Linked DNA regions of Homo sapiens: regions 1 and 3 are each linked to region 2. Evidence: read pairs that join two places in POLR2A ChIA-PET (ENCODE). Cell type or tissue: A673. All regions are shown on one strand. Each heading gives the region's core, and the rest is flanking DNA. Links, peaks and the distances in the headings are about the cores only. Region 1 overlaps CNNM2 (cyclin and CBS domain divalent metal cation transport mediator 2). Region 2 holds the start of INA (internexin neuronal intermediate filament protein alpha). Region 3 overlaps AS3MT (arsenite methyltransferase).

What was found. Peaks named below come from ENCODE experiments on the same cell type or tissue, not always from the same donor. Only the 100,000 strongest peaks of a DNase experiment are listed, where the experiment ranks them.
Region 1: POLR2A ChIA-PET joins it to region 2 with 6 read pairs; 7 of 35 experiments call an interaction of 5 or more read pairs at or near these places.
Region 3: POLR2A ChIA-PET joins it to region 2 with 8 read pairs; 2 of 35 experiments call an interaction of 5 or more read pairs at or near these places.

The regions. Positions count from the first base shown.
Region 1 is chr10:102,919,377-102,929,702 of GRCh38, forward strand. CNNM2 (cyclin and CBS domain divalent metal cation transport mediator 2) reads left to right here. Exons shown (of 8, transcript NM_017649.5): 1 at 1-725. Among named protein-coding and RNA genes, the nearest start is that of CNNM2, 6.2 kb to the left of the region's middle. In A673, for the core only: no CTCF peak of the experiment used is centred there; no DNase peak of the experiment used is centred there.
Region 2 is chr10:103,275,033-103,285,358 of GRCh38, forward strand. INA (internexin neuronal intermediate filament protein alpha) reads left to right here and starts at 2,106. Exons shown (of 3, transcript NM_032727.4): 1 at 2,106-3,244. The coding sequence starts at 2,180. RefSeq lists an enhancer at 2,521-3,125. In A673, for the core only: a CTCF peak has its summit at 2,552; DNase peaks (open chromatin) are centred at 2,059, 2,629 and 3,969; H3K4me3 peaks cover 1,548 bases; H3K27me3 peaks cover 752 bases.
Region 3 is chr10:102,870,983-102,881,308 of GRCh38, forward strand. AS3MT (arsenite methyltransferase) reads left to right here. Exons shown (of 11, transcript NM_020682.4): 4 at 1,466-1,616; 5 at 2,115-2,251; 6 at 3,610-3,679; 7 at 5,972-6,053; 8 at 7,397-7,528; 9 at 7,867-8,009. It overlaps BORCS7-ASMT (BORCS7-ASMT readthrough (NMD candidate)), which reads left to right. Exons shown (of 15, transcript NR_037644.1): 8 at 1,466-1,616; 9 at 2,115-2,251; 10 at 3,610-3,679; 11 at 5,972-6,053; 12 at 7,397-7,528; 13 at 7,867-8,009. Among named protein-coding and RNA genes, the nearest start is that of AS3MT, 6.7 kb to the left of the region's middle. In A673, for the core only: no CTCF peak of the experiment used is centred there; no DNase peak of the experiment used is centred there.

The DNA.
Region 1 (10,326 bases), core at 3,027-8,026, 350 kb before region 2:
GAATTACGCCAAGCGCATCGAGCCGGTGCGCAGGCAGGGCAACTACCTGCTGTGCTCACTGCTGCTGGGCAACGTGCTGGTCAACACCACGCTCACCATCCTGCTCGACGACATCGCCGGCTCGGGCCTCGTGGCCGTGGTAGTCTCCACCATCGGTATCGTCATCTTCGGAGAGATCGTGCCCCAGGCCATCTGCTCCCGGCATGGCCTGGCTGTGGGGGCCAACACCATCTTCCTCACCAAGTTTTTCATGATGATGACCTTCCCCGCTTCCTACCCGGTCAGCAAGCTGCTGGACTGCGTCCTGGGCCAGGAGATAGGCACCGTCTATAACCGGGAAAAACTGCTGGAGATGCTCCGGGTCACCGATCCCTACAACGACCTCGTTAAGGAGGAGCTGAACATCATCCAAGGGGCGCTGGAGCTCCGCACCAAGACGGTGGAGGACGTGATGACCCCACTCCGGGACTGCTTCATGATCACCGGCGAAGCCATCCTGGACTTCAACACCATGTCTGAGATCATGGAGAGCGGCTACACCCGCATTCCAGTGTTTGAAGGGGAGCGCTCCAATATCGTGGACCTGCTGTTTGTCAAAGACTTGGCCTTCGTGGATCCCGATGACTGTACCCCCCTGAAAACCATCACCAAATTTTATAACCACCCCTTGCACTTTGTTTTCAATGACACCAAGTTGGACGCTATGCTGGAAGAATTTAAGAAAGGTGGGAAATTTTGGTCTCTTTCATTGGCTTGCTCTTTCTCTCTCCATCCTCCTCCCTACTTGAGTCCTCTACCCTCAGACCAACCCCCCAAGGCGAGTTGACCGGGATTTCTCCTTCTCCCTCTTAATTGCAAAGTTGAAAGGGTGGCGTGGATTTGGGGATGGATTGAACTAGTAAGTGCTACTAGGTTATTTTAAAGCACAAGACTGCCATCACTTACTTTTTCCCATTATCAAAAAGCAGGCTGTGTAATTTCTGTGCATGACACTTATTTATTTTTTTTTTTTTGGTCCCGTGTGTGGGCCTCTGTTCTTGAGGGGTCTGCCGCCTTCATTGTCTGGGTTCTCAGTGAGTAGGTGAAGGTAGGGGCTGGCTGATGCCATGCCATTTGGTGGACTTTAATCACAGGCATTTGGAAAACATGTAACTAGCTTTTGTAAACCCAGTGCAGTCCTTTTTCTCCTCCTTAAACATCCACACTGGCCTTTCAAAGATCGAAGTACATTTTCTATAGCTTCTGTTCCTGCTTGCCTGGCAACTTGTGGGGAAGATTGAGGTCTGCCTTTGAGGGTAAGGGGTGGGGTAAACTAAGTATCGCCAAAAAAAATCACCCATTTTGGATGTGACTTCTCTTAGCTAGAAAAGAGTTGTTGTTGTTGTTTTAAATTAAAGTTATTAATATGTAACTTGGAAAGATTAGAGGTTAGCCAGCCTTTTGTGAAGAGGCTGTATGTCCCGTAGCCTTCTTCACTATTTGTTTACATTTATCTGACAACAGTTACAGTTGCCCAAACCAAGTGTGATTTTGGCAGAAAGCTTGAACCTTTAACAGTGGGATGAATCCCTCTATTGGGGCTTATTTATTTCTTGACTCTTTCAGTTTAACGTGTTCTTTTTTTCCACCTTGATCATCCGATACATTAAGTTGAAGTATGTCTCCGTCAACTCTCACCGTTCCAAGATGCTTATACAGTACATCATTTATATTTGTTCGTTTGACCATATAATGAACAGGTAAATAGCAACTTGTACTATTATTATTGAAGTTCTGAATGTTTCCAGTAAATAGTGTTATTTGAAAACCAAGGGATGCTGAGTTTTTGAATTATTAAGATGCTAGGGCATGTGCAGGTATTGAAATGTGTATGTAACCTTTCGTGACCTGATAGTCCTCAAAACCAAGTTTCCCTTCTTCAAATAGAATTTTGATCACTGGTAGTAGTCTCTCCTCTGAAAAAGGTGATATGTACCTGGTGACAGCTCACTGGATGTGATGATCTGAACATACTCAAAGAGTGTATGGTTGTCCTAATGCCATTTTTCTGGTTGAATGATGTCCTCTCTAGAACAGGATCACATTGTAGTAAGTTTTATGTAAAGGAACAGGGCAGAATGTGCTTTGAAGATTGGTAAATTTGCATTTAAAAGCAGAAGGAGGTTCTTCTGGTTTCTTAAATAGTAAAAAGAAAATGTCCAGTATCTCTAGGTGACATAGCTTCTTTTGGGGGTGTCATTCTTTCACCACTAAGTTGTTAATTAGAGCATCTAACTTCTTTCATTTTGCAGTAATATCTGTAATACAGAAAGATATATTGGGATGTTTGGAAATGCCCCTGAAAGTCTTTCTATTGCTAAATTTCCCAATATTGATACAGATGATCTATTGCATGAGTTTTTTATTACTTAGAATTTTGCACATTTACTCATGAATTGATAACACTAGTTTGTACTTCTTGCTGAAGTCTTTTCTTCACTTCTATATCTTTTTACCTTGAGAATTTAGTTTTTCACCTCACAGCTCCTTAATGCCGCCCTTACTCAAAATTTCAAAATTCGTATTATTTTGAAATTTGTGCTTGATTGACCTTGAACAATTTTTCTATGATGGATTTATTTTCATGAGGAGCTGTTTTTCCTTCAGAATTACCACTCAGTATTTTTTTGAAATGTATTCTTTAAATGATGGAATTACTAATATTTCCCTATGAATTCTAGAAAAATAATAATGCACAAGATTTAATTTTTGTCTTTAACTAGAATGATGTATTTGGTTAAGAAGATAGTCCAAGTTAAAGGCATACATTCAAGCTAGTGGCATATTCGGAAGAGCAGGCAAAGATAGTTGGTTGCAAATGGGAAATTTAAGCCATGATCTTAAAAGGACAGAATGGATATTTGTTACTTAAACTATGGGAATAATTGATTTTTTCACCTTCCCTTTCTTGGATTTTTTTTTTATTATCAGTTTGGTTACTTTAACCTTACTGTCAGTTATATTGGTTCTTTTTTTTATGTCTGAGTTAAAACATTTTACCTGATTTTCATGTCTTCATTTTCTAAATCAATTATGACAGTGTTAACAATCAACCTTTTATTTTTCTCTACTGAATAACGGCGTATTAAATGGTTTGAAGACTTTTTCTTCCTCTACCTCTCTCCTAAATTCCTCATTTACAAAAGAAAACCCAAAACAAAACAAACAACCCCAACAATACCAATTGTAACTCCCCAGACCAGTTAGATCATAGATCCAGATCTCATTGAAAATTATCCTTTTGGCTAGGCATGGTGGCTCATGCCCGTAATCCCAGCACTTTGGGAGGCCAAGGTGGGCAGATGGCTTGAGCCCAAGAGTTTGAGACTAGCCTGGGCTACCTGGTGACACCCCGTGCCTACAAAAAATACAAAAATTAGCTGGGCGTGGTGGTGTGTGCCTGTGGTCCCAGCTCCTTGGGAGGCCTGAGGTGGGAGGATTCCTTGAGCCTGGGAGGCGGAGATTGCAATGAGCTGAGATGGTGCCATTGCACTACAGCCTTGGGGACAAAGACCCTGTCTCAAAAAAAAAAAAAAAAAAGAAACAAAATTGTCCTTCCTAGTTAAGAACTTCTGTATTGAAGACTTTCCTGTATATAGCTGTAGAGAATTAGTCTGAGTTGTTCTTTATTAAAGAGGAGGAAATAGAATGTTCTGAATGTGGGAAGAAAAGCCACCTTTATATTAGTATATGTGAATGTCTTCTTTCTTCTTCCTTTTTTTTTTCCCCAAGAGACAAGGTCTCACTGTGTTGCCCAGGCTGGATTCGAACTGTGATTGTCTTTTTTCTCTGGCTACCAGGAAACTCTTGGCTTTATTTGAGACAGTAATTGTGCTGATTTTACAGTTTGATCATGATGATGGTGATGATTATTACTTACCTATGTATTCTGTGCCAGGTACAGGGGCTGGGGCTTTATATGAATCACCTTGTTTAAATCTCAAATGGCTGAATGAAGTATTATCTCCATTTTACAAATGAGGAAATTGACTTGGGTGAAATGATTTGTTCAAGGTCACACAGTAATTTGTGCCTTGGGGTTTTAACTTAGGTCTTTGTGACACCAGAACCTGCTCTCTTAACCTCTCTCTTATGCTGCTCTCCTTGATCCTGGTTTGACATTTCTATTTTACTGAGTGTGAGGTTTAGTCTTTTGTCTCAACACTGCCTCAGAGCCTGTTGGGCAATAGAAAAGAAATGTGTTTAAACATATATATGGCTTTAAACCCAGTGCTTCTGTGGTGTTGTGCATAACAACTGGTGTCCCCTTTTTTGCCATTAAAACAGTTTTTTGGCCTGTGTGATCCTAAGTCTAAAGAATTGTGTTGACAGCATTTGCATATCCAGCATCAAGATTCATTTTGGAAAGTTTTGTACTAACAATGTGCTGTACTAATGTGCTTCTTCCATGGGCTGCTCTACAGCTGTTTTTCCCATAGCTAAATTATGTAATCATGTTTCACTATTGGTTTCTTATCTGTTTCTGTTGCAAGGGTCACATAGTAATTGGTCAAACTCAGTTTTGTGTTTTAATCTTGGTTTTTATTTACATTTTTGAATCTATCTGTATAACTGGTTGCTAATGAGCATCCTTTACACAACTCTGCTCTCTGTATTCCATGCAAGGAACCTTTCTCTTTTTTTGTGTGTGTTAGTTTTGTAGTTACTTACAAGTCTAAATAAGAGAATAAATTCAGTAAATACCGCTAGAGGATTATGAGAATTTTAGAAAAACTAGAGCAATGTAGTGTAGGGGAAGGAAAAGCAAAATGAAAGGCTGCCACCTTTGTGTGTGGAAAGCATGTTAGAGGCTCTCCATTCACCTGACAAAACCGTCCTCACAAAAGATTGGGCCACCAAGTTGTCTATGCTGAGGTGCATTTGAAGAATTTGTAACCAGTTACTGTTTCATTGTTTTTCTTTTAGCTTTATAACAGTTGCATTCCAGTATTGCAGAGCATGCTATTTACAGCTGCTAGGGACTTAGCCAGCCTCTTTTCTAGCTTTTTCTTAGTAACAGGTGGGATCACCAGATAATGTTGTTCTTCAAGGAAAGAATGCACTGTACAGTTTTCACCTAAGATATTAGGTAATTTCTTTCTATAACTCAGCAAATCTCTCCATATTAATATACTGAGAGCTTAATATTAAACACATTTTTTTCTCACCAAATTAAGTGTTGTATTTGCCTTGAATCTAGGAAGTTGTTTTTTTTTTTTTAATTATTTTATACGTATTTGTTAGGGTCTTGCTATGTTGCCCAGGCCTGGTCTTGAACTCCTGGCCTCAAGCAATCCTCCCATCTGAGCCTTCCAAGGTGCTGGGATTACAGGTGCATGCCACCATGCCTGGCCAGAAGATGTTTTTATTAGTGTTTAAAGGTATGAATGGTGTCACCGGGAGCTGATATATTTGTTTTCATGATGTTGTACATTTATTTTTGTGCAGTAACATACATTAAATGATTGTAATTTTGTGTGTTTTTAGAACACTATTATGAAATATCCAGATAATACAGAATCAGAGCTGGAAGGCAGGCAGCTTGAGGATTATCTAGTCCAGTGTTTGCCAGATTTACCTGATGATAAGATTTACTTGGGGCTGGGTGCGGTGGCTCACGCCTGTAATCCAGGCACTTTGGGAGGCTGAGACGGGTGGATCACCTGAGGAAGGGAATTCAAGACCAGCCTGACCAACATGGAGAGACCTTGTCTCTGCTGAAAATACAAAATTAGCCGGGCATGGTGGCACATGCCTGTAATCCCAACTACTCGGGAGGCTGAGGCAGGAGGATTGCTTGAACCCGGGAGGCGGAGGCTGTGGTGAACTGAGATCGCACCATTGCATTCCAGCCTGGGCAACAAGAGCGAAACTCCATCTCAAAAAAAAAAAAAAAAAAAAAAAAAAAAAAGATTTACTTGGGTCACTTAATAAGAGTAAGGTCTTAGGCCTCACCCAGAGACCTCTGAATTGGGAAAGAGCTTTTGGAATCCATGTCGTTTACAGTTTCCCTGGGGTACTTCTTATGGTTAGGTGAGTTTAGGAAAAACTGGTCTAGTCAGCCCCTTGATTAAGGAAAGTAAACCCTGAGAAAGAGAAAAAACAAAGTAAATGACCTATTTAGGGCCACCTACCTAGCTAGTAGCATCAACTGAACTAGATCCCATGTCCCTGACTTCTAGATTGGAGTTCTTCCTGCTCCAGCAGGCTGGTCTTCTGGTCCCAAGTTATTCAGAGATGAAGGTAGCAGCATCATTGAAAAAACAAATAGTGAGTGTTACCGTTGGTTTTTATTGGTCTCGTGATTTTCCTGTCAATATGTTAGATGCCCTGGATTCAAGCAATTTTTGACAAGCATTTTATTATATAGAAAATAAGTCCAAGTGTGTGAGCTCATTTTTATTTAATTTTATGTTTTATTTTTATCTTAGTTTAACTGAGTTTTTTACTTTGTTGTGGTTAGACTAGGAGGGTATTTTAGGAAATGAGTGTTGATACCTAGGTTATTTGAAGCCTCAGGTAATTAAATATAAGATGTTTTATTTGACTTAGCTTATTTTGGATATCCTTTAATGATTTGTTTTCTCATTGATTATTTCTTCTGTGAGAGTAATGATGATTGGATTTGGTTAGGACTGTGGGGGTGAAGCTTCCTTGACTTTTCATTTCTGTTCACAGTACATACAGATCTGTAAAATTTCCATGGAAATGTTCATCAAAGCATTTGAAGCCCATGTCCTATTCGTGCATTTGTGTACCCTCTGTACCACACACCTCCCAAGTTTTAACAAATAATATAAGTGAAATTCTCACAGAGAATCATGCTGATTTGTAGAAGTTATTGCGTTACTAGGATCACCGAAGTCTGAGCATAGACATTTAGGTGAGGAGAGACCCTAGTTAAATACCAGCCCTGACTAAGTAGGAGCTGGATGAAGCGGGAAAGGAACTTGTCTGCGTTTTCTCTTGGTTTTTATGGGGATTACACACTATCTTTCCTGAAGCATTCTTAACCATTGTGAGGGGCTGGTTAATTTTAATTATTAGCAAATCTAAACACAATTTAAAATATCATCAACCAAGAAAACCCACAAAACAGACTGAACTGTTCTGTGGGTTTTCCTGCTTTTACTTATTTATTTTCAAAACAGGGTCTTGCTCTGTTACCCAGGCTGGAATGCAGTGGTGCTAGCTAGCATAGCTCACTGCAGCCTCGACCTCCCAGGTTCGAGTGATCCTCCCATCTCAGCCTCCAGAGTACCTGGGACCACAGGCGTGTGCCACCACACCCAGCTAATTTTTTTTTTTTTTTTTTTTTGAGATGGAGTCTCGCACTGTTGCCCAGGCTGGAGTGCAGTGGCACGATATCGGCTCACTGCAAGCTCCACCTCCTGGGCTCATGCCATTCTCATGCCTCAGCTTCCCGAGAAGCTGGGATTACAGGCACCCGCTGCCATGCCCGGCTAATTTTTTTTGTATTTTTAGTAGAAACGAGGTCATGCCATGTTGTCCAGGCTGATCTTGAACTCCTGGGCTCAAGTGATCTGCCTTCCTCGGCCTCCTGAAGTGCTGGGATTACAAGCATGAGACACCATGCCTGACCCCTGCTTTTATTTTCAATATAAAATTTTATGTTTACAAGCGTGAGCCACCACACCCAGCCTTACATAAACTTTTAAGAGCAAACCTGTAGAGTGTAATTAGATGCGTAGTTACTTATAAAGTGGTATATATTTTTCAAATGAGCCCTTTTCTCTAAATATATATATATGTGTGTATGTATATGTTATTGACAGTAAACTTTCAATTCATTAAGATTTGCTTGACATATAAAGAGTACTATTAAACTCAAACATGTGGAAGTGGATCACTAGGATTGAATACAGTTTTTTAAAGTATTGTCTTTTCATCTCTTTTTGTTTTTCTCAGAACACACAAACAAGAAACCCAAATCATACCAACACTGAAAAGAAGAGACAATAAGAAGCATTCTTTCTTTCAACATCACAGACATTGGCAACTCTAGGATGTCTATACAGAGGGATAAAAAGGGGTGGCAGTTGGCTGGGCGTGGTGGCTCATGCCTGTAATCCCGGCACTTTGGGAGGCCCAGGGAGGTGGATCACTTGAGGTCAGGAGTTCCAGACTGACAGTCTGGCCACCATGGTGAAACCCCGTTTCTAATAAAAATACAGAAAAATTAGCTGTGCGTGGTGGTGGGTGCTTGAATTCCCAGCTTCTTGGGAGGCTGAGACAGGAGAATCACTTGAACTTAGGTGGCGGAGGTTGCCGTGAGCTGAGATCACGTCACTGGACGACAAAGTGAGACTCTGTCTCAAAAAAAAAGGAGGGGGTGGTGGCAGGCTTTCGAAGGAGGAACTAGAGGTTTGTGGTCTAGCTTAGATGTTGATGGATAATGGGGATGCCAAACCCTCTCCCTGTGTTACATTAGTGCTATGACTGAACATAAACACTGCTGTAATGGACGGTGAGATCTTCGTGTCATCCTATTTAACCCTCCCTTGCTGTCATTCGGAGGTGGGAGTGCTTCTTTTTGAATTCACATGCTGTGGGGAGGATAGCATCTGTTAATGCAAAGGTTAAGAACAATGTGCTCTTCCTGGATCTGTTTTGGACAAGTAACTTATCCTCTTTAACCCTAAGTTTTTTTCAAAGTAAAATGGGGATATTTTCTAACTCATATGGTACTTAGTAAGAATTATTGTACTAATAAATATATAAATGTTTCTAACAGTACCTGGCACTTTGTGCTTAACCAGTATTTTTATTATAACAATTCTTTCTGTAGGCTCTTGGTTGTTATCTTAGTCTGTTTGTGCTGCTGTAACAAAATACCACAGACTGGGTAACTTAAAAATAATAGAAGGTGGCCGGGCATTGTGGCTCATGCTTGTAATCCCTGCACTTTGGGAGGCCGAGGCGGGTGGATCACCTGAGGTAAGATCACCAGCCTGGCCAACATGATGAAACCCTGTCTCTACTAAAAACACAAAAAATTAGCCAGCTGTGGTGGTGGGCGCCTGTAATTCCAGCTACTCAGGAGGCTGAGGGAGGAGAATCTCTTGAACCCATGAGGTGGAGGTTGCAGTGAGCCGGGATTGCGCCACTGCACTCCAGCCTGGGCAACAAGAGTGAAACTCTGTCTCAAAAAAAAAAAAAAAAAGAAATTTATTTCTCAGTTCTAGAGGCTGGGAAGTCCAAGATCAAGACACTGGCACTGGCGTCTGGTGAGAGCCTTCATATGGCATCCTCACATAGCAGAGAAATGGAAGGTGAAAAGGGCCTAAGCTAGTTCCCTCCAGCACTTGTATGAGGCGCTGGTTCAGAGTCCCCATGGCTTAATCACTTCCCCCAAAGGCCCCACCTCTTAATATCACTACTGTGGGGATTAAGTGTCAACATGAAATTTTGAGAGGACGCATTCAAACCATAGCAATTGTTCTTGGTCATTCTCTTGACTGGAGCCTGATAGTCAAGAGAGACATTTTAGCGTGTGTCCTTATAATTATTATTGGTGTTGAAATCTAAAAGTGGCTAGGCTCGCTGGGCGTGGTGGCTCATGCCTGTAATCCCAGCACTTTGGGAGGCCTAGGTGGGTGGATCACTTGAGGTCAGGAGTTCAAGACCAGCATGGCCAACATGGTGAAACCCAGTCTCCACTAAAAATACAAAAATTAGCCGGGCGTGGTGGCATGTGCCTGTAGTCCCAGCTACTTAGGAGGCTGAGGTGGGAGAATTGCTTGAACCCAGGGGGCTGAGGTTGCAGTGAGCCGAGATCATGCCACTGTACTCCGCCTGTGCGACAGAGCGAGACTCTGTCTCAAAACAAGAAAAAAAAGAGTGGCTAGGCTGGGTGCAGTGGCTCATGTCTGTAATCCCAGCACTTTAGGAAGCTTTTAGGAAAGCTGAGGCAGAAGGATTGCTTGAATCTAGGAGTTTGAGGCTGCAATGAGCTGTGATTGTACTACTGCATTCCAGCCTGGGTGACAGAGCAAGAGCATGTCTTTTTTAAAAAAAAAAAAAAAAAGTGACTAGTTATTGTAGGTTTTTTCTTTTCCTTTTTGTTGTGATTGAATCCTAAGCTTTGTTATTTTCCTAGCAGTTGACAAGGTGACTACATGCATATATATTTTTAAGGAAAACAGAACAATTTATTATAGGTTCTACTTTCCTTAGAGTAAGAATACTGTGTTTTAAAATAATTCTTCATTCTCTTTAATCATAAACAACTGAAAAAGACAACAAGTCTTTTGAGTTGTTTATCCG
Region 2 (10,326 bases), core at 1,769-6,768:
GAGCTGGGATTACAGGCCCGTGCCACCACACCCGGCTCATTTTTATATTTTTAATAGAGACAGGGTTTCACCATGTTGGTCAGGCTGGTCTCAAACTCCTCACCTCAAGTGATCCGCCCATCTCGGCCTCCCAAAGTGCTGGGATTACAGGTGTGAGCCACTGCACCCGGCCAACTCCGTCTCAGAAAAAAAAAAAAAAAAAAAAGAGTCTCACTGCACTAAGCAGAATTATGTAGTGAAGAGAGAATGTATGCTTGTCTTTGCTTGCTGGTGACCTTGTGCTGCACCCGCACCTCGGTGCCTTATCTATAAGATGGAGGTGAGGGCCACCTTGAAGCATGGTTCAGAGGTAAACCTATGCAAAAGTGCCAGCACAAGTACTGGCAGACAATCATTACTCAGCAGTGTTAGCAATCTTTTATTGTTCACCTTACCAGGTCTTTCTAAGCCCAAAGACCTCAGAATTGAGTCCCTCCAACTCAAGGCTTTGGTCTGTGATGAGGAACCAGAGGGGCAGGCTGTGGCAGGGCCTGACCATCTTCCATGACATCAAGCACAAAGCCAAGAGATATGCTCCAAAGTCCCATAAGATCCCTTTTCACCCTTCCTTTAGTGGCCTGTCCCAAGCATATTCCCCTTTCCCCATGAAGTAAAACTTATCCTAGAACTACGTCCTTGAAGATTCCAATATCAATAAAAGGCCCTCAGTCTGGAATTCTGGGATATAACTAAAAAGGTCTTCCTACTCCCTCTCCAAAGCCATATCCACATCCTGAATGATATTAGAAGCTTGCAAGTGGGTACATATTACAGACGCCACACTGACCCCTCCCAGCCTTCATCTTTTCAGATTCCATTCTTTGATTCTCACCCCCTGCCCCACCAACCCTACCATGTGGCAGAAGAGGCCGGCTCAGTCACCAGCACTCTCCCCCACTCCTGGAGTTTAATCTTTTTGCAGGGATCTCTTTTCTCCAAAAAGAGATCTGCACAGGGAGTGGCTCTCTGAAGCCAGTTGAGAACCTGCCCTGCTGGATTTACACAAACTGAAATCTCAAATGCCCACAGGGTCAGAGAGGTAAAGTAAATGAATTAAGAAGGGGGGCGTAATTCAGTGGAGAATGGCAGGGACTGTAGTGAACAGGAGAGCACACTTCTTATACAAATGGCAAGGGCAACTCACCTCTGCCACTGTGGGCATCCCAGCTCTTCCCATTTTCAGAAGAAGCCAGAAATCCAATTTCTTTACAGGTGAAATCTCCTGGTTTAAAAATGCTCCTTTCGAAATATTTTAAAATATAATGCTCTAAACACAAAAGTCTGCAGCCCCCTTTCCAGCAGCTTGTGGTCCTGGCCTGTGCCATGCTTTAGTGCCCTAACGATGAGCCCCAGCAATTCCCAGCGCCTCCTGCTTCTCCAAGTCTGGCCTCTTTTCCCCTCTGTACCGCCGCTTCTCCCCACTCTCCGCAGCTCGGGGTCACTTTCTTTACTGATCTCCCCTCTCTTCTGGGAGAGGCACTTGCTGAACATCTTTCCGCCCGGAGCCTCCCCAGGAGCTGCAGAGGGGCAGCTGGAGAGATGCTTTCTGACGTAGCATCTCCCACCTTTCTCCTTGGGGACCCTGAGGAAGGGGACAAGGGCTCGCTCTGCAGGTCCTCACTGTAACTGGAAAAACACGACCTCGCCCTCGGGAAGGCTTTCTGTGCGCCTCACCTCAGGATGAGGGTGGGTGTAGGGGACACCTCCCAGAAACCCCTAACCTCCCAGTCGGTTAAAGAAGAGGGGATAGGGTCAAGGGATGCGACAGAGCTGTGTGGTTTCCGGATGGGAAACCTCAGTCGTTTAGGCACCCCTCCGCTCGAGTCACTTCCGAAGCAGTCGATTCTTGGGGAGAAGCGCTGCGGAAAGGGGCGACTCCGATGCAGATGGCCCTGTCCCGGCGCCCCAGGTCGTCGCGCGCGCAGCTGCGGTAGTCACTGCGCCTCCCCGCCCCCACTCCTGGATGCCCCCCTTCCCTCTCCCGGCCAGACTCTGAGCAGGAGCTCCGCCCCCAGCGCGCCGCCCCAGCCCCGGCGCCTTAAAAGCCGGGCGCACCGCCCCGCCGCGCCCTGCCTGCCGCACCTCTCCTTTCTTCTGTAGCTCGCGTTGAAGCCGCACGTCCGGCCCCGATCCCGGCACCATGAGCTTCGGCTCGGAGCACTACCTGTGCTCCTCCTCCTCCTACCGCAAGGTGTTCGGGGATGGCTCTCGCCTGTCCGCCCGCCTCTCTGGGGCCGGCGGCGCGGGCGGCTTCCGCTCGCAGTCGCTGTCCCGCAGCAATGTGGCCTCCTCGGCCGCCTGCTCCTCGGCCTCGTCGCTCGGCCTCGGCCTGGCCTATCGCCGGCCGCCGGCGTCCGACGGGCTGGACCTGAGCCAGGCGGCGGCGCGCACCAACGAGTACAAGATCATCCGCACCAACGAGAAGGAGCAGCTGCAGGGCCTCAACGACCGCTTCGCCGTGTTCATCGAGAAGGTGCATCAGCTGGAGACGCAGAACCGCGCGTTGGAGGCCGAGCTGGCCGCGCTGCGACAGCGCCACGCTGAGCCGTCGCGCGTCGGCGAGCTCTTCCAGCGCGAGCTGCGCGACCTGCGCGCGCAGCTGGAGGAGGCCAGCTCGGCTCGCTCGCAGGCCCTGCTGGAGCGCGACGGGCTGGCGGAGGAGGTGCAGCGGCTGCGGGCGCGCTGCGAGGAGGAGAGCCGCGGACGCGAAGGCGCCGAGCGCGCCCTGAAGGCGCAGCAGCGCGACGTGGACGGCGCCACGCTGGCCCGCCTGGACCTGGAGAAGAAGGTGGAGTCGCTGCTGGACGAGCTGGCCTTCGTACGCCAGGTGCACGACGAGGAGGTAGCCGAGCTGCTGGCCACGCTGCAGGCGTCGTCGCAGGCCGCGGCCGAGGTGGACGTGACTGTGGCTAAACCAGACCTGACCTCGGCTCTGAGGGAGATCCGCGCCCAGTATGAGTCCCTGGCCGCTAAGAACCTGCAGTCCGCGGAAGAATGGTACAAGTCCAAGTTTGCCAACCTGAACGAGCAGGCGGCGCGCAGCACCGAGGCCATCCGGGCCAGCCGCGAGGAGATCCACGAGTATCGGCGCCAGCTGCAGGCGCGCACCATCGAGATCGAGGGCCTGCGCGGGGCCAACGAGTCCTTGGAGAGGCAGATCCTGGAGCTGGAGGAGCGGCACAGTGCCGAGGTAGCTGGCTACCAGGTAAGGGCCGGGGCTGGGCGTGGGGAGGGGTGCCCTGCCCTCTTCCGCGCGTACCCTCTTCCTCTGGTAAAACTGGGCCCCAGGACTTAAGGGGAGGGCAAAAGAGAGGAGAGAAGAGCCGCGGCTGGAGGCGCTGGTTAACAAAAAACCCTGGAGTCTTTAATGTTAATTTTAGGGAACGCCCCTCATTTATGTCCCTGCCCCAGCCCTTCAAACAAAGAAGCCCTTAAATTTATTTGAGGTTCGAAAACCCAACTCTGCCTGTCTGTCAGCAAGCGGGCCTACACACACCGGCGACCCGGAGAACAGTGCCCCACCCAAAGTAAGACTGAGCCCAACGGGGCAGGTTACGTGGGCGGTGCTGTCTCGGCTATCTGGCTTGTTTGGTTGACTTTGAAAAGCTTTCTGTGCGCCCTAGAAGTTATTTATGGAGTATGGTCTGCTTCAGGGCTGAAGGAAGAATGCGATCCTGAACTGGGAAGAGTCCTATCCCATTTTCTTGACTTTCGCGCTCCAAAAAGTAGAGATTGGGAGCCAACAAGCTGAGCGATGCTTGAGCTAGTAGTAACCACCCTGCTCTACCCACCTCCCCAACACACACACACACACGATTCCCTTGTCCACCAGCACACACACACACACACACACACACACACACGATTCCCTTGTCCACCAGCTGACATTTCCTCCTTAAGAAAGCGTTCGCCGGTTGGCAAAACGTGAAAGGTCGGGGCGCTGTCCACGGTGCTGATCTCGAGTTCTTCCCATCTCAGAAATTATGTCTCTCCTGTCTCGTGTCCCAGTTATGAATCTCTAGGCAATTAACTGCTTTGATTTTTTTTTTCCTGCAACACCAACACATCAGTCTTGGCTACCTGCAATCAAAGGTCACCTCATAGACAACATCAGTTTTGGCTTTCATGGATGGCTTAGCACTAAACAAAAAACACTTAATTTGCTCAGCAGCTGTGAGGTCCCACTTGAAAATTCCTGTTTTGTTAGTATTTTTTTCATTGTAAGTGCATGTGATAAGTCACAGAGATGGTTTTTCTTTGTTCTAGTGTATGTATTTTTTCCATATTTCCCTGTCCTCTAAGCTCCTGTGATGGTATTGATTGGCTATTTCTTCCCAACAAAGGCCACTGTGTCTTCAGTTTTACTATATAAGAAATTCTGGGATTATGACCGCAAATGGCACAGAGGCAGGGGACAGGGTAAATGGAAGGTGTAGAAAAGAATTGGAATAGTGTGGTTCGGTTTCAAGGTACAATAAAAGCTCCTTTGAATAGAATGACTATAATTCAGAAACTTGCAATAATTCTAGCTAGGATTAAAGTTTACATTTGGTGAGATTAATAGGGCTTGGAACATTGGTAAAATAGAACCAAGAAAGGAATGAAATCTCAAAAGTAACATTTTAATCAGAAGCTAAAGAATTCTTATTGATGTGCAGGTATTTGCTGTTTGTTACAATAACTTCCTTTGATAAAGGAAAAAAGCCTGCTTGGACTGTTTAGGTTAGTTTGGTATTGCATTATCATTCAAATAAGTACTTCCATTTCTGCCTCAAAATCCATAACTTGAACTTTTCATTATGTACCCTAACCCCTGGATGGCCTGAATTAATCACATTTGGCTAATTGAGACTTCATTTTTTTCTTCTAGAAGCCTCCAAGTACGAGCTAGGTGGTCTTCTGGAGGGCTAGCCCAGTATTTCTACAAAAAAAGGATAACTTACTCAGAGCTGCCAGCTGAATTGGGCTTCTCCATTTTCTCTGCTTGTTATAGCCCATACATTCTAAGAAGTAGTGACAGTTTTGCCTGGCTTGTTTGCTGTAAAAGGCTTTCATCATTAGACAATGGTAGCGTCATCCAGACATGGTCTACAGGAAACAAACAAAAAACAACAACAGAGAAACTGCAGCATCTGCAGCTCTGCGGTGCTGCCCCCATCAGCTTGAGCCTTTAGAGCCACAGAGGACCTGCTGATGGGAGTGGAAGAGGAGGTCAGACAACAGAGAGCTGGTTCCCTACTCCTTGGGACCTAAGGCTAAGGTGGAGCTCAAGTCTTACCTGCAGATCCTAACGGCCTGATGCCACAAGGGTGTCTCTGACTGTTCTAACAATCTTAGCAGTGCTGACCAAGGTGAAAAGCCTCCCTTTCTACAGTGAGATTTAGCCATTGTTTTCTTGCCCTCTCATCTCATCCCCACCTTTCACTGCAGTAATGGGAGGCTGTTCTCCTTCTTCTGCTACAGAGATTAGTGGTAGGGCCATTTTTCTTTTCAAACTTGGCACCCTCTATGAAACATAGGAAGGCCCCATTAAAGTCCCATCTTCTCTGCCCCAGATAGCTGATAGCCTATTTAAGGAGAGAAAGCTTCTTACACTTTTGAAAGGGTAAAAAATGATTCACGGTGACACAGTAAGTACACAATAGTGGATGAGAGAGTCTGAATCAGGCAAGAGAAGAGATTAGGAAGAGCTAAGGCTATTGTCTTCAAAAGCCAAATGCAACTCCCCTCTGCATAAAAAGCTGATGGGGTTTCCATTTCTGACATAGGGCAATGCTGGTGCCTACATAGCCACTTCGGCACCATTAGAGTCCTAGTTCTGTTAAAGATGTCCAAAGACATTCTTGGAGGGTACTCAGGGTCTCAGACCTCTACTGTGGTCAGTCTTGGAAAGTTGAAGCTTTCCTTGAAAGACCTTGCTGAATGATCAAGATCACCGCAGGTTAATGCTCTCCAGGGAGACAAGCCAAGTCTTCTCTTTTTTCTCCATTATGAGATTGGAGTACAGCCTAATTAAATAGCAGGAAGGGGCTGGCCCCTTGGAGACTGGAGGTGACAGTGGCTGCATATAAATCCATAGCTTGATAGATCCATTTCTAAAATTAGCTACATTTGATCTTTTTTAAGCTCTTCCACCTGGTTTTTGTTTCATTTTGTTTTGTTTGCCCCTCCCTATCTTACTGTATTACTGTCACCTGGGCTACCATGATAGCATCTTTATAGAAAAAAATTTAAACTAGTGGATCCTAAACCCAGTGACACTCTAAGGTCAATTGGGGGCTTAAAAAAATTATCAGGCCCACTCCCAAAGATATGGATTCAGCAGTTCACAGGTAGGGCCCGGGAATATGCATTTTTCAATAAAAGTGCTGCATCCTGTTGGTCCTCAGACTGACTTTGGAGTACATTGATCTAAACCACTTCTTCCAGTAAAGTAGTTTACGGAGATACGTATAATACAGGATTTTCGAGTGTGGTGGAGGAAAGAAAAAGATGGGGACAAAGGAAAGGTAGGAGTGAGAATAAAGCACGCATGGTGAACCACAAATAAAAATCCTCCGTCCCCACTCAAGTTGATTATGCAGAGCAGTAATTCTAAATAGCCTCTTTCAATCAGACTGTGGGGCACTCACTACTGCCTCCCTGACCCAGGGCCCCCAAACGTGCTGAAATCCACAGCTCTGTCGTTCTTCTTCACCACTGCAGATGTTAGTGTGGCCATTCATTTCTCTTACTCCACCCGGCATCCTTCCAGCCACGGGCTGCGATGCTCAGACGAGCTAAGACGATGCTCAGCGTTTGTCTTAGCTCCTCCAGGAGAGACCCCAGCTGGAGCTGGGCGTGCCGCTCTCCGGTTCCCTCAGGCTAAGCCGGCAGCAGCTGCGTGGTTGGGGGAGGGGACAGACTGCAGCGCTCTGCTCAGATCTCGAGCTGGAGGCCATCTTTGGCAGGGCTTCTGAAGGGCAATGCAAGACACAGCCTGATGTGGGGAGGAGAGCACAAACAAAGAGACCAGACATTGAAGAGCAATCAATGGTCAGAACACAGCACACTTCCTTCTGAAAGGAGCAAAGTTGTGCTTTTCTCTACAGTGATCTGTAAAATAGATATATGAAATCTGCAACATAGAAGTTCAAGGAAATCTCATCTGTCTAGAACTCAGCTCCCCAACCACCTCTTATTCAGAAAACACAGCTGTGAAACAAAAATAATGTTTTAAGCAAGGACCTAATTAACCTGCTGATGAGACATATCATCTATCTCTAAGCCAAACATTAGGAACTTGGCACCTCTACTGCCCCCAGCCTATTCATTCTTAACACGATTTCAAAATGCTTTTTTATTTGGTTTCAAGACTGCAGCAAGATGGAGAATGGGGACCACTGGAGTCAGGCATTGTTAAGAATGAGCAGCAGCAGATCCGTTCATCTTTCAGAACAAAGAAAATCAATGAGCATCAACACTAATCCAAACACCGCACTTTGGGGCCATTTAGGGTAGAATTAAACAGCCTGATATACCTCGAATGACCTAAAAGATGTCACCGAATTATTTTTAAAATTGATTATTATCATGACCCTTAATTGCTGTGGAAGGTGGCATTATGTTTAGTGTCCTGATTGTGAGTGGTATAAGCCACTTTAGAAAGGCTTTTTATTCAAAATTGTTATTAAAAAAAAAAATCTGGTGCTTTAAGGTATATGCCTCCAACTATCCAATATTAAAGTGTTGTTATATGTTACTTTTCGTAGTTATCTAAGGGGTTGGTAATAGTGAGGGCTTGTGATTAATTTGTCTATATCATCAAAAGGATAGAGGGCCATGTGGTATGATATTATCAAGAATAAAAATCACTAACATTTATTGAGTTCTTCCTGTGTGCCATGCTGTTCTGATGCCTACTAATTTAACAGATAATGGACTCATCATATATTAATGTATATGTGAGATATATTAAATTGAAATCCTAATTTGAGGATCTCAGAACACCTTAGAAAAAGAGTAAACATAACTTTCCGTATGCAGAAGTAGAAGATTGGAAGGAACTAAAATGTAGAAAACTGGCTGAGGTCCAATGGATGTTAGTGGCAGAGCAAAAACTGCAACCCAAGTTCCTGATGAAATCCTCCTCTTATCTTCATATAGCATTCCTCCTCCTTCTTTGCATAATCATATTTTCTTCTTTCTCCTTTTTCCCTCACTCTAGACTCTTTTCCCTCTTACCACAGTAATATTGATTCTCTTGTCAGTAGCTAGAGGGTCTATGTCAGTGATTCTATGTCAGTAGCAGAATTGATTATAACCTCAAATAGGAACTATCAGGTAAAATTTCTTGGTAAAAATCTCTTTAAGGCCTCATGATCTCTTAACACACTTTGAAATATATGCATCACGGTCCAGTATAATACGTATTTTTCCTACTGACTGTCATTCCTTGTTCTGTACCCATCAGTCAATTGAGACTCCTCTTTGCAGTATTCCTGTCAATATTTATAGAACAGGTAGGTGGTATGAATTTTAATTCTGCAAATTCTCTTGATTTGGAAGTTTGTACCCCCTGATGTCTCAGCCCTACCTTTCACCATTGCTTTATCATTCTCACACAAGGGGAGTTTCAAGGGCCTGTCAACACTTACTTTCTTGAGGTTTCTGATATGTTTATCTGCATCACTGTTTCTTTTTTTTTTTTTTTTTTTGAGATGGAGTTTTGCTCTTGTTGCCCAGGCTGGAGTGCAATGGCACGATCTCAGCTCACTGCAACCTCTGCCTCCCAGGTTCAAGTGATTCTCCTACCTCAGCCTCCAGAGTAGCTGGGATTACAGGCACACGCCACCACGCCCAGCTAATTTTTGTATTTTTAGTAGAGACCATAGTTTCACCATGTTGGCCAGCATAGTCTCAGTCTCTTGATTGACCTGAACTCCTGACCTCAGGTGATCCACCCGCCTCAGCCTCCCAAAGTGCTGGGATTACAGGCATGAGCCACCATGCCCGGCCCTGCATGACTGTTTCTTAAAAATAACCCCCAATCATTGTGTCTTTTTTTTTTTTTTTAAGACGGGGTCTTGCTGTGTCGCCCAGGCTGGAGCACAGTGGCGCCATCATAGCTCACTTCAACCTCCGCCTACCGGGCTCGAGCAATTCTCTCAGCTCAGCCTCAAGTGATTCGCCTGCCTCAGCTACCCAAAGTGCTGGGATGCCCTAGAGATGTTTTCTTGTTATCGCAACTGGGAGAGGGAAGTATGTGCTTCTGGCATCTAGCCAGGGATGTTACTAAATATCCCGCATTTCACAATAACAAATAATTAGCCAGCCTAAAACATCAACACTGCCAAAGTTGTAAAACTCTGTTATAGAGGAAAGCAACAGAAAATAAACTAGTATAAACCAGTAAATTGCCGGGGCCGGACACTGTGACTCATGCCTGTTATCCCAGCACTTTGGGAGGCTGAGGCGGGCGGATCACGAGGTTAGGAGTTCAAGACCAGCCTGGCCAACATGGTGAAACCCCATCTCTACTAAAAATACAAAAATTAGCCAGGTGTGGTGGTGCACACCTGTAATCCCAGCTACTCAGGAGGCTGAGGCAGGAGAATTACTTGAACCCAGGTGGTGGAGGTTGCAGTGAGCTGAGATTGCGCCACTGCACTCCAGCCTGGGTAACAGAGCAAGACTCCATCTCGGAAAAAAAAAAAAAGAAGAAGATAATTTCATATAATGGTAAGAGCTGAGAGCAGGGTGGCTGCATTCAACTGAGTGCTTTTTTTCTAATTTGCACAAGGTTCCTGCATGGGCCAGTAGCTGCTCTGGCTTAAGGTAAAATAAAGTGCTGGGTTGGTCGAGGATGGATACTTAAATTGGATGCAAATGAAGACCTGTCTGAGGAGAGGACATTATATTTTATTTTATTTTATTTTATTTTATTTTTTGAGATGGAGTTTCATTCTTGTTGTCCAGGCTGGAGTGCAATGGCACGATCTCGGCTCACTGCAACCTCCGCCTCCCAGATTCAAACAATTCTCCTGCTTCAGCCTCCCTAGTAGCTGGGATTATAGGCATGCACCACCACGCCCGGCTAATTTTTGTATTTTTAGTAGAGACAGAGTTTCTCCATATTGGTCTGGCTGGTCTCGAACTCCCAACCCCAGGTGATCCTCCCGCCTCAGCCTCCCAAAGTGCTGGGATTACAGGCATGAGCCATCGTGCCTGGCAGGAGAGGACATTTGAACTGAATCTTTTTTGAGACAGAGTTTTGCTCTTGTTGCCCAAGCTGGAGTGCGGTGGTAC
Region 3 (10,326 bases), core at 2,078-7,077, 400 kb before region 2:
GTCCGTCATCCCAGAACTTGGGAGGCCAAGGCAGGTAGATCACTTGAGGTCAGAAGTTCAAGACCGACCTGGTCAACATAGTGAAACCCTGTCTCTACTGAAAATACAAAAATTAGCTGGGTGTAGTGGGGCACGCCTGTAGTCCCAGCTACTTGGGAGGCTGAGGGAGGAGAATCACTTGAACGTGGAAGGCGGAGGTCGCAGTGAGCGGAGATTGTGCCACTGCACTCCAGCCTGGGCAACAGAGAAAAACTCAGTCAAAACAAAACAAAACAAAAAAAAGGCCGGGGGTGGTGGCTTATGTCTGTAATCCCAGCACTTTGGGAGGCCGAGGCGGGAGGATCACGAGGCCAGGAGATCGAGACCATCCTGGCTATCATGGTGAAACCCCGTCTCTACTAAAAATACAAAAATATTATCCGGGTGTGGCGGCACGCGCCTGTAGTTCCGGCTGCTGGGGAGGCTGAGGCAGGAGAACGGCGTGAACCCGGGAGGCGGAGCTTGCAGTGAGCTGAGTTCGAGCCACTGCACTCCAGCCTGGGTGACAGGGCAAGACTCCGTCTCAAAAAAAAAAAAAAAAAAAAAAAAAAAAAAAATTAGCCAGGAGTGGTGGCAGGCGCTCGTAGTCCTAGCTACTCGGGAGGCTGAGGTAGGAGAATGGTGTCAACCCGGGAGGCGGAGCTTGCGGTGAGCTGAGATCGCGCCACTGCACTCCAGCCTGGGCGACAGAGCGAGACTCCGTCTCAAACAAAACAAAACAAAACAAAACAAAACAAATCAAAACAAAAAACGCCTATGGGACAGAAACCTTACATTTTTTCCTCAATAACTAGCGCAGTCCTGGGCCTGAATTAGAAGCTCAGCTAATGATTAAATGTATTTATTCAACACATTATTTTATTTTATTTATTTATTTTTGAGACGGAGTCTCACTCTGTCCCTTAGGCTGGAGTGCAGTGGCGCCATCTCTGCTCACTGCAACCTCTGCCTCCTGGGTTCAAGCCATTCTCCTGCCTCAGCCTCCCGAGGAGCTGGGATTACAGGTACCTGCTACCGTGCCCAGCTGATTTTTTGGTATTTTTAGTAGAGACAGGGTTTCACTATGTTGGCCAGGCTGGTCTCCAACTCCTTGCCTCAAGCGATCCGCCTGCCTTGACCTCCCAAAGTGCTGTGATTATAGGCGTGAGCCACCGCGCCCAGCCTGAACACATTATTTTAGATGGCTTATGAAGTCTTAGTGCCTAGCACATGCCCAACAATACTGTGGTAAAGCAGATACAGTCCCAGCCTTCATGGGTGTCCAGTTCAGTGGAGACTAAACATCAGAAGTATGAGTGAATGATGCAAGAAAGAAGGAAGGAAGGAAGGAACGGAGGGAGGGAGGGAGGAGGGAAGTATGTATAAGATTTAGTGGTTTCATGTCTTACAGTCTCCAGGGAAAAAATATGTGTTTTCCATTTCCCAGATATTATGGCTGTGGTCTGGTGATCCCTGAGCATCTAGAAAACTGCTGGATTTTGGATCTGGGTAGTGGAAGTGGCAGAGATTGCTATGTACTTAGCCAGCTGGTTGGTGAAAAAGGACACGTGACTGGAATAGACATGACCAAAGGCCAGGTGAGGCATGATTTGGAAGACAAGGAGAAAAAGATTCTCAAAAGCATTATTTGAAAAATAAAGTTGTTTTCTTCGTGGCTCTTCAAGGATAATTTAAGAAAGCTTCTAGTTAGCAATGCTCATTTGTGCCACTAGTGCTTCCTGTCTTGGAAACTGATAACTTGAACAATTAGGGGTTCTTCTGGGCGAACACAAGAGTCGGAGGTTTGCTCTGATATGAATATCGTGACGATAGAGTGGACTTTGATCTTTCCCTTCTTGCTGCCATCTATCCTGAAAGATTTTGTTATTGAATGAGGAGTTTATTCAAGCCAAACTGCACGGGCAGCAGGGAGTTTATGTCCCAGGTTGTAGTATATCCTACGTGTCCACAGGAATCTTGTATGTTTATCCAAAATAATCTAGGGGAAGTATATTCTGTTAGTGATAGGAAATTTTTAGGAAAAAGTTGTGTATTTTTTTCAAAATGTTATCAAAACTATATTTTTCTTACTTTAGGTGGAAGTGGCTGAAAAGTATCTTGACTATCACATGGAAAAATATGGCTTCCAGGCATCTAATGTGACTTTTATTCATGGCTACATTGAGAAGTTGGGAGAGGCTGGAATCAAGAATGAGAGCCATGATATTGTTGTGTAGGTCTATATTCTTACTGTTATGACTATAGCCCATTTTCTTTATTATTATTATTATTATTATTGAGATGGACTCTCGCTCTGTCACCCAGGCCAGAGTGCAGTGGCCCAATGTCAGCTCACGATAACCTCTGCCTCCCGGGTTCAACTGATTCTCTTGCCTCAGCCTCTCAAGTAGCTGGGATTATAGGCACACGCTACCACATCCAGCTAATTTTTTAAATCTTCTTTTAGTAGAGACAGGGTTTCACCATGTTGGCCAGGCTGGTCTCAAACTCCTGATCTCAGGTGATCCACCCGCTTCCACCTCCCAAAGTGCTGGGATTACAGGTGTGAGGCACTGTGCTCAGCCCTCATTTCCTTTTGAACACAGAGATGTCACTATTACTGTTTGCTGAATTGACTCTCATTTAGGGTGTTAAACTAAACTTAGCATGGCTTACTAATGGGAGAGAGCTGGTTTGAGCTGCTGGAGCTCACCAGCAGCAGAACACACCAGACCAAGAGGGAACTTACTTGAAACTTAACCACAAACCAATGAACCCAAAAGACCAGCAGGACCACTAAGTTTGCTCCTACAATACATGCTGACCTGTATCTTTCATAATATTTTCATGGTAAATTATAGGATTCTATTTCCTTTTTTCCCTCAAGTTGTTATTGTCAAATCATGCCCAAGTGACAGCTGCCTTTGAGGAACATAGCCTGTTTACGTGAAGCATAAGAAATGCCTTGTGCCGGCCAGGTGCGGTGGCTCACGCCTATAATCCCAGCATTTTGGGAGGCCGAGGCAGGTGGATCACGAGGTCAGGAATTCCAGACCAGCTTGAACAACATGGCGAAACCCCGTCTCTACTAAAAATACAAAAATTAGCTGGGTGTGGTGGCACATGCCTGTAATCCCAGCTATTTAGGAGGCTGAGGCAGGAGAATCACTTGAACCCGGGAGGCGGAGGTTGCAATGAGCCGAGATTGCGCCATTGTACTCCAGCCTGGGCAACAGGAGTGAAACATCCTCTCGGGAAAAAAAAAAAAAGAAAGAAATGCCTTGTGCAGTAGGCATCTGGTCTGAGGTTTCATCTTGTTACATGGTGAACATCAGGACAGAAACAAGTAAGAATCATGCCTGATGTTATTTTCTGCACATTCAAACTTGCTAACAATTTATTGAGATTTTAAGCACTCTGTCTCTGATCTTGGGGAAAAGCTTAGTTGAAGGCATTAGAAAGAGAGGAGGGAGGCGGTAAGAATGGGGTAGCTTTGACAGAACGGTGGGAACCACCTTTAGGGTCTGAAAGGATTTGCAGATCTCTGAGTGTTGTGAAGATTTGCTCGACATTTCATCTGTTCTCTTTTAGATCAAACTGTGTTATTAACCTTGTGCCTGATAAACAACAAGTGCTTCAGGAGGCATATCGGGTGCTGAAGGTGAGGAGGAGAGTGAGATAAATTATCTTTGAACATCAGTAAGAGCTGATGGGTTAAGTCTTGTTTGTTCCCCCTTGAACTAAGAGCTCAAACTCTCTTAATTTATCCATTAAATGAATAAGGGGTGGCAAAAGGGGGAAGGGGCAGGAATACCCCGGATATGGATTACTTTCCCTCTTAGGTTGCAAAAGGTAGTAAATCCGAGGTGACAGTTGTCACTGAATGTGTTAAGGTATTTGCTTTCTTGACTGTCTCTCCTATTTGCTGCTGTACATGATCCTAGAAGAGCATCTGTGGAGCTATAGGAATCTTTGCACTGACTACTAATGATTGCTTTGAATATACTCTCTTCTAGCATGTACAGTGTTTCTCAGGGCTTCTGATTTCTTATCTGTCATGATTTCAGATCTTTGGGAAGTTACAGAAGATGGAACTTTTACATTAACTACTTGCTAAAAGGAAAGCTTGCAGGAGCTCCACAGCCTTCATTGTATCATGAGATGTGTATCTTCATGATAGTAGATGAAATATTCAGCCAGGTGCGGTAGCTCACACCTGTAATCCCAGTGCTGTGGGAGGCCGAGGCGGGCAGATCACCTGAGGTCAGGAGTTTGAGACCAGCTTGGCCAACATGGAGAAACTCTGTCTCTACTAAAAATACAAAAATTAGCTGGGTGTGGTGGTGCGTGCCTGTAATCCCAGCTCCTCGGGAGGCTGAGGTAGGAGAATAGCTTGAACCCAGAAGTCAGAGGTTGCAGTGAGCCAGGATCGTGCCACTGCACTCCAGCCTGGGAGACAGAGCGAGACTCCATCTCAAAAAAAAAAAAAAAAAAAAAAGATTCTAGCTGGGTGGGTGGTACATGCCTGTACTCCCAGCTACTTGGATGCTGAGGCAAGAGGATTGCTTGAGCTCTGGAGTTTGTGTGCAGCTTGGGCAATATAGTGTGATCACTGCCTCTAAAAAAATGTTTTTTTTTTTGAGATGGAGTCTCACTCTGCTGTCCAGGCTGTAGTGCAGTGGCAGGATTTCATCTCACTGCAACCTCCGCCTCCTGGGTTCAAACAATTCTTTTGCCTCAGCCTCCCTAGTAGCTGGGACTACAGGCGTGTGCCACCATGCCCAGCTAATTTTTGTACTTTTAGTAGAGACAAGATTTCACCATATTGGTCAGGCTGATCTTGAACTCCTGATCTCATGATCTGCCTCAGCCTCCCAAAGTGCTGGGATTACAGGCATGAGCCGCTGTGCCTGGCCAAAATTTTTTTTTAAATTGACAACAGATTTTTGAGATTTTTGGTTTACAAAGCTGTCATAGAACTCAAATACAAATATCTATATAGAAATGATTTAATGATTTAGTGATGTCTTTGTTAGTATGTCATTTTACACGCCAGTTCACTATCTCCACCAAAAATGTACTTATAAAAGGTAGAAACACTATTATAGAATCTAGATCTCCAGGTTTCCAGGTTTTTGAAATTAGCTAAATAAAATGTTAAGTTCCTGATCACTCATTTGCCTTACATTTTAAGGATAATATTTTAAAGATAAAATGTGTTGTTATAAAAGTAAATAACAACATTACAAAAAGTTATATTTTTTAATAGAAATGGGGTCTTGCTGTCACCCAGGCTGGAATGCAGTGTCACTATCTGTACCCCTCTAACTCCTGAGTTAGAGGGGTCCAGATAGTGACACTCACTGTACCCTCTAACTCCTGGGCTCAAACAATCCTCTTGAGTAGCTAGGACTCCAGGCACATGCCACCATGCCCAGCTAGTTTTTAAATTTCTATATGGGAGAGAGGGTCTTGCTGTGTTGCCAAGGCTAGTCTCAAACTGCTCTCCTCCAGCAAGCCTCCCACTTCGGCCTCCTGAGTCATTGGGATTAGAGGCCTGAGCCATCATACCTGGCAAAGTTATACTATTCTTAAGAGATAAAAGATTATGAATACTGATGATATCCTCTGTTCTACAATGACCTGGGGCTGCTTTTGGTTCAGATTGGCTAAAAATTTAAATGTAAGTAACCTGAAAATCTTTATTTAGGAGACAGACACTCTTAGAATGTGATTTTATTACCTGTTGGATAAGCCACTGGGAGGAAAAAAAACCTTGGCACTTGACTATTGATTGTAACTAAAGAGGCAGCTGCTATTTGTTCACAAAGGGTCAGCTTAAACATTGCTATTGATTTTTAAATTTGATTTTGTTCCCCTATTCCTTTCTTTGTTATGTGGGGTCAATGTAATCATTAATCATCTTGTTTGGACTAATATGCCTCTGTTTCAGCATGGTGGGGAGTTATATTTCAGTGACGTCTATACGAGCCTTGAACTGCCAGAAGAAATCAGGACACACAAAGTTTTATGGGGTAGGTGATTTTGTTTAGTTTAGTATTAAGGCAGATGGTTGTACATGTGCAGAACTCCTTTCTGCTAATAGCCAGGATGAGGCTATATGAGATCACATGGGGTTAGGCCATGAGGCCAAGGTTCCATTCTTCCTCTGCCATTCAAAAGTGATAGGGCTTTGGATAGTTTAATTCATCTCTTTGAGTTATCGTTTTCCAAATTGTAAAATGTAAATAATAATACAATCTGCCTTATAGGGCTGTTATGAAGATTAAATGGGATAAAGAATGGGAAAAATACTTTGAAAACTCTAGTGTGGAAATGAGGACAATTGTTCCCAAGCTGGTGTCCTCTTAGTCCCCTTATGTTCTCATCATTATTGTGTTCTTTATTCCTTTATTATCATTTTAATAGTCTGGAAGTTGAGATAAATGCATGCTTTTCATCAGTCTATGAAATCAAAAGTTCTTATTCTTAAAATAATATTAACTTTATTCTTACTATGTAATAATAAATAGGTACCGTTAACAAGTTGGAAAGTGCCAAAAAAAAAAAAAAAAAAGAAAAAATTACTAAGCTGGACACAGTGGCACACACCTGTAACCCCAGATATTTGGGAGGCTGAGTCAGGAGGATTGCTTGAGCCTAGGAGTTCAGGTACAGCCTGGGTGTCATAGTAAAACCCTATCTCTTAAAAAAATTACTTATAATCATATAACCCAGTGATAACTTCTTTTTTTTTTTTTTTTTTTTTTGAGATGGAGTCTCGCTCTGTCACCCAGGCTAGAGTGCAGTGGCGCAATCTTGGCTCACTGCAACCTCCACTTCCCGGGTTCAAGTGATTCTCCTGCCTCAGCCTCCCAAGTAGCTGGGATTACAGGTGCATGCCACCATGCCCAGCTAATTTTTGTATTTTTAGTAGAGATGGGGTTTCACTGTGTTGGCCAGGCTGGTCTCCAACACCTGACCTCATGATCTGCCCACCTCGGCCTCCCAAAGTGCTGGGATTACAGGCATGAGCCACCGCGCTCGGCCTATGATTTATTTTTTATACTACTTTATTCACATAACAGTGCTTTTCAGAATGTGGCGTACTGCATACATGAATATTATGCTTGCAGCTGAGTAGAACCAATCCACCAGTGAGTGTCCTGAAGAATGGTTCCTAGAGACCATCAGCTAGCACACCCAGTCTTAACCATGGCTTTCTAGACCTTGGAGGGATGCTCAAGTTAGCTTCTACTGCTAGGATCTATGTTTTAACTAATACCATGTCCTAATTAATTATATAGAAGAATAGTTCCCTTAATACTGTATTAAGTGTTGGCTGGTCTGTGGTTTTTTGTTGTTGTTTGTTTTTTAGGTGAGTGTCTGGGTGGTGCTTTATACTGGAAGGAACTTGCTGTCCTTGCTCAAAAAATTGGGTTCTGCCCTCCACGTTTGGTCACTGCCAATCTCATTACAATTCAAAACAAGGAACTGGAAAGAGTTATCGGTAAGATATGACAGACAGCAGGGACTATTATAACTACAGCTTGAATGATTGAAATGTGGTGATTAGTAAGTAACTTCTGAAGGAGTCTCATTGAGGGATACTTTCTGTTATCTGGAAATAGCTATCTTGCCTCCTGTACAATGGTAACCCCCCAAAAATTTTGATATTTAATAAAGCACTTTGAAGTCATTCAGTAAATAGAGTGAAGTGCTCAGAAAGATAACTGATGACATGCAAGGAAGAAAATCATCTTTATAACGTGTTTGCTCCTTGTCTGCTGAGCAAGGCAACAACTGGGGGAGTGCTGGAGATGAACCGTGAATAAATTCTATTTTTAGGTGACTGTCGTTTTGTTTCTGCAACATTTCGCCTCTTCAAACACTCTAAGACAGGACCAACCAAGAGATGCCAAGTTATTTACAATGGAGGAATTACAGGACATGAAAAAGAACTAATGTTTGATGCCAATTTTACATTTAAGGTAAATAAAACAATTTCCATGACTTCTGGTATTCTTTCTGCTCTTGCCCTTGCTCCAGCTATCTTTTCTTGACTTTGCATTGCCTCCCATTTTTCTGGTGTTGGTTTGTTTGTGTGTGTGTTTAAATGTATGTGTGTGTTTCAAGTGGAGTAAAAAAGCATTTTTTCCCCAATACTTATTTATTTATTGACAGGGTCTCGCTCTGTCACCCAGGCTGGAGTGCAGTAGCACAATCATAGTTCACTGCAGCCTGACCTCCTGGGCTCAAGCGATCCTCCCACCTCAGGCTTCTGAGTAGCTAGGACTACAGACTCATCACCACACCTGGCTAATATTTGTATTTTTTGTAGAGATGGGGTTTTGCCATGTTGCCCAGACTGGTCTTGAACTCCTGGGCTCAAGTGATGTGCCCACCTCAGCCTCCCAAAGTGCTGGGATTACAGGCGTGAACCACCGTGCCCAGCCCTCAATATTTATTATAAAAATGTTTTTGGCCAGGTGCGGTGGCTCACACCTGTAATCCTAGCACTTTGGGAGGCTGAGGCAGGCAGATTACCTGAGGTCAGGAGTTCGAGACCAGCCTGACGAACATGGCGAAAACCCATCTCTACTAATAAAAATACAAAAATTAGCCGGGCGTGGTGGTGGGTGCCTGTAATCCCAACTACTCTGGAGGCTGAGGCAGGAGAATTGCATGAACCCGGGAGGTGGAGGTTGAGGTGAGCTGAGATCATGCCATTGCACTCCAGCCTGGGCAACAGAGTGAGACTCCATCTCAAAAAAAAAAAAAAAAAAAGAAGTTTTTGAATACAGAAAAGTTAATAGTACAATGAATACCCACATAGGCATTACCTATATTTCAGCAATTGAGAACATTTTTCCATGTTTGTGTGTTTATATGTGTATATATATATATATATTTATTTGCTGAGCCATTGAAAATAAGTTGCAGATATTATGACATTTTACCCTTAAATATTTCAGCATGCGTCCCATAGGAATGTAATATCCCTCTGCATAATCACAATACCATTACACACCTAAGAAAACTTTTTACAAGAAGCCTCATTCAGACATTGGATTAATAGGGCTATAGAGAAGTAGGATGGAAAAGAGTAGGAGTATGTACAATAGTATTTCAATTGTTTAATTGTGTCAAGGAATTAAGAAATTTTAATGTTGGATGATGGCACTAATTGGCATTTTTACTGCCCTGTGCATAGTAAGATTTGTTTTCTCAAAATGGAAAAGTTCAGGCTTTGGAATCAGATACCTGGGTTCAAATTCTGGCTCTATTATTATTGTTTTTTATTTTTTTTTCTGAATGTCACTAGACAAACTTTTATTGAAGCATAAATTGTGGTACAGAAATACATTTTAACTGATTTAAGTCCAACACCAGTGAAAGGAGAGATTATGGCACCAAAACTTTCCCTTTCCTATCATACCATGATTTAGATTATGATGCAATCTACATTTCTCTTTTCTAGGCTTTGTCCCATACAAATTTGGGCAGTTTTTCAACATTAGAATTTCAACATTAGAATTCTTAATTCTATTAGGAAAAAAAGCAACAAAAAAACCAGACCTCAAGTCAACAAATCTATTGGATATTGTTTATGAACGAAGTCCACGTTAAGCATTGGTCCTCAAAACAGAGCTCCTCAAAATATTAGGTGCTGTGCTCATTACAGAATCAAACTGATCACACTGATTGAAAACTTCCTCAATGAAATTTTCAATCAACAACATGCTTCAAATAAAAGTCAAACAGTGTTCCAACCACTTGACTTCAAACCAAGTAGATTTTAGGTTTAGAAACACTAAAAAAAGGTGTTTCATTTATAAATACAGAAGGAACAAAAACATCACTGCATCAATCCAGAAATTATCAAAATATTTAGAGGACAAGAAATATAAAATTTAGTCAACTTTGCTGCTTTCTCAGTTCCTTAAAATCCCAGAGTATCTGCAAATATAGCTAAAAAGTACCAACTCTTGAAAGCCTATATTACTAGTCATTTCCCATTGAGTATTTTGGAATTTTATTTATGTTCTACTTATTTATTCATGTATTCTGCTTTATGATGTTTATCTGAATAATCTGGACAAATTCTCATTCTGGGCAGTCATTCGTTTCATCCTATGAATGCCATGGTGAGGGAAACAGTGTAGTTAGAGGAACAGATGAAGTCAGAACACTCACATGCATCACGGTCACAGAACTTTAAGTCACAAGACAGAAAAGAAATCGATTCTGCTTTGGATCAAAGTTTATAGAACACTACTTAATGGAAACTAGTGGAAATGGCTGCTA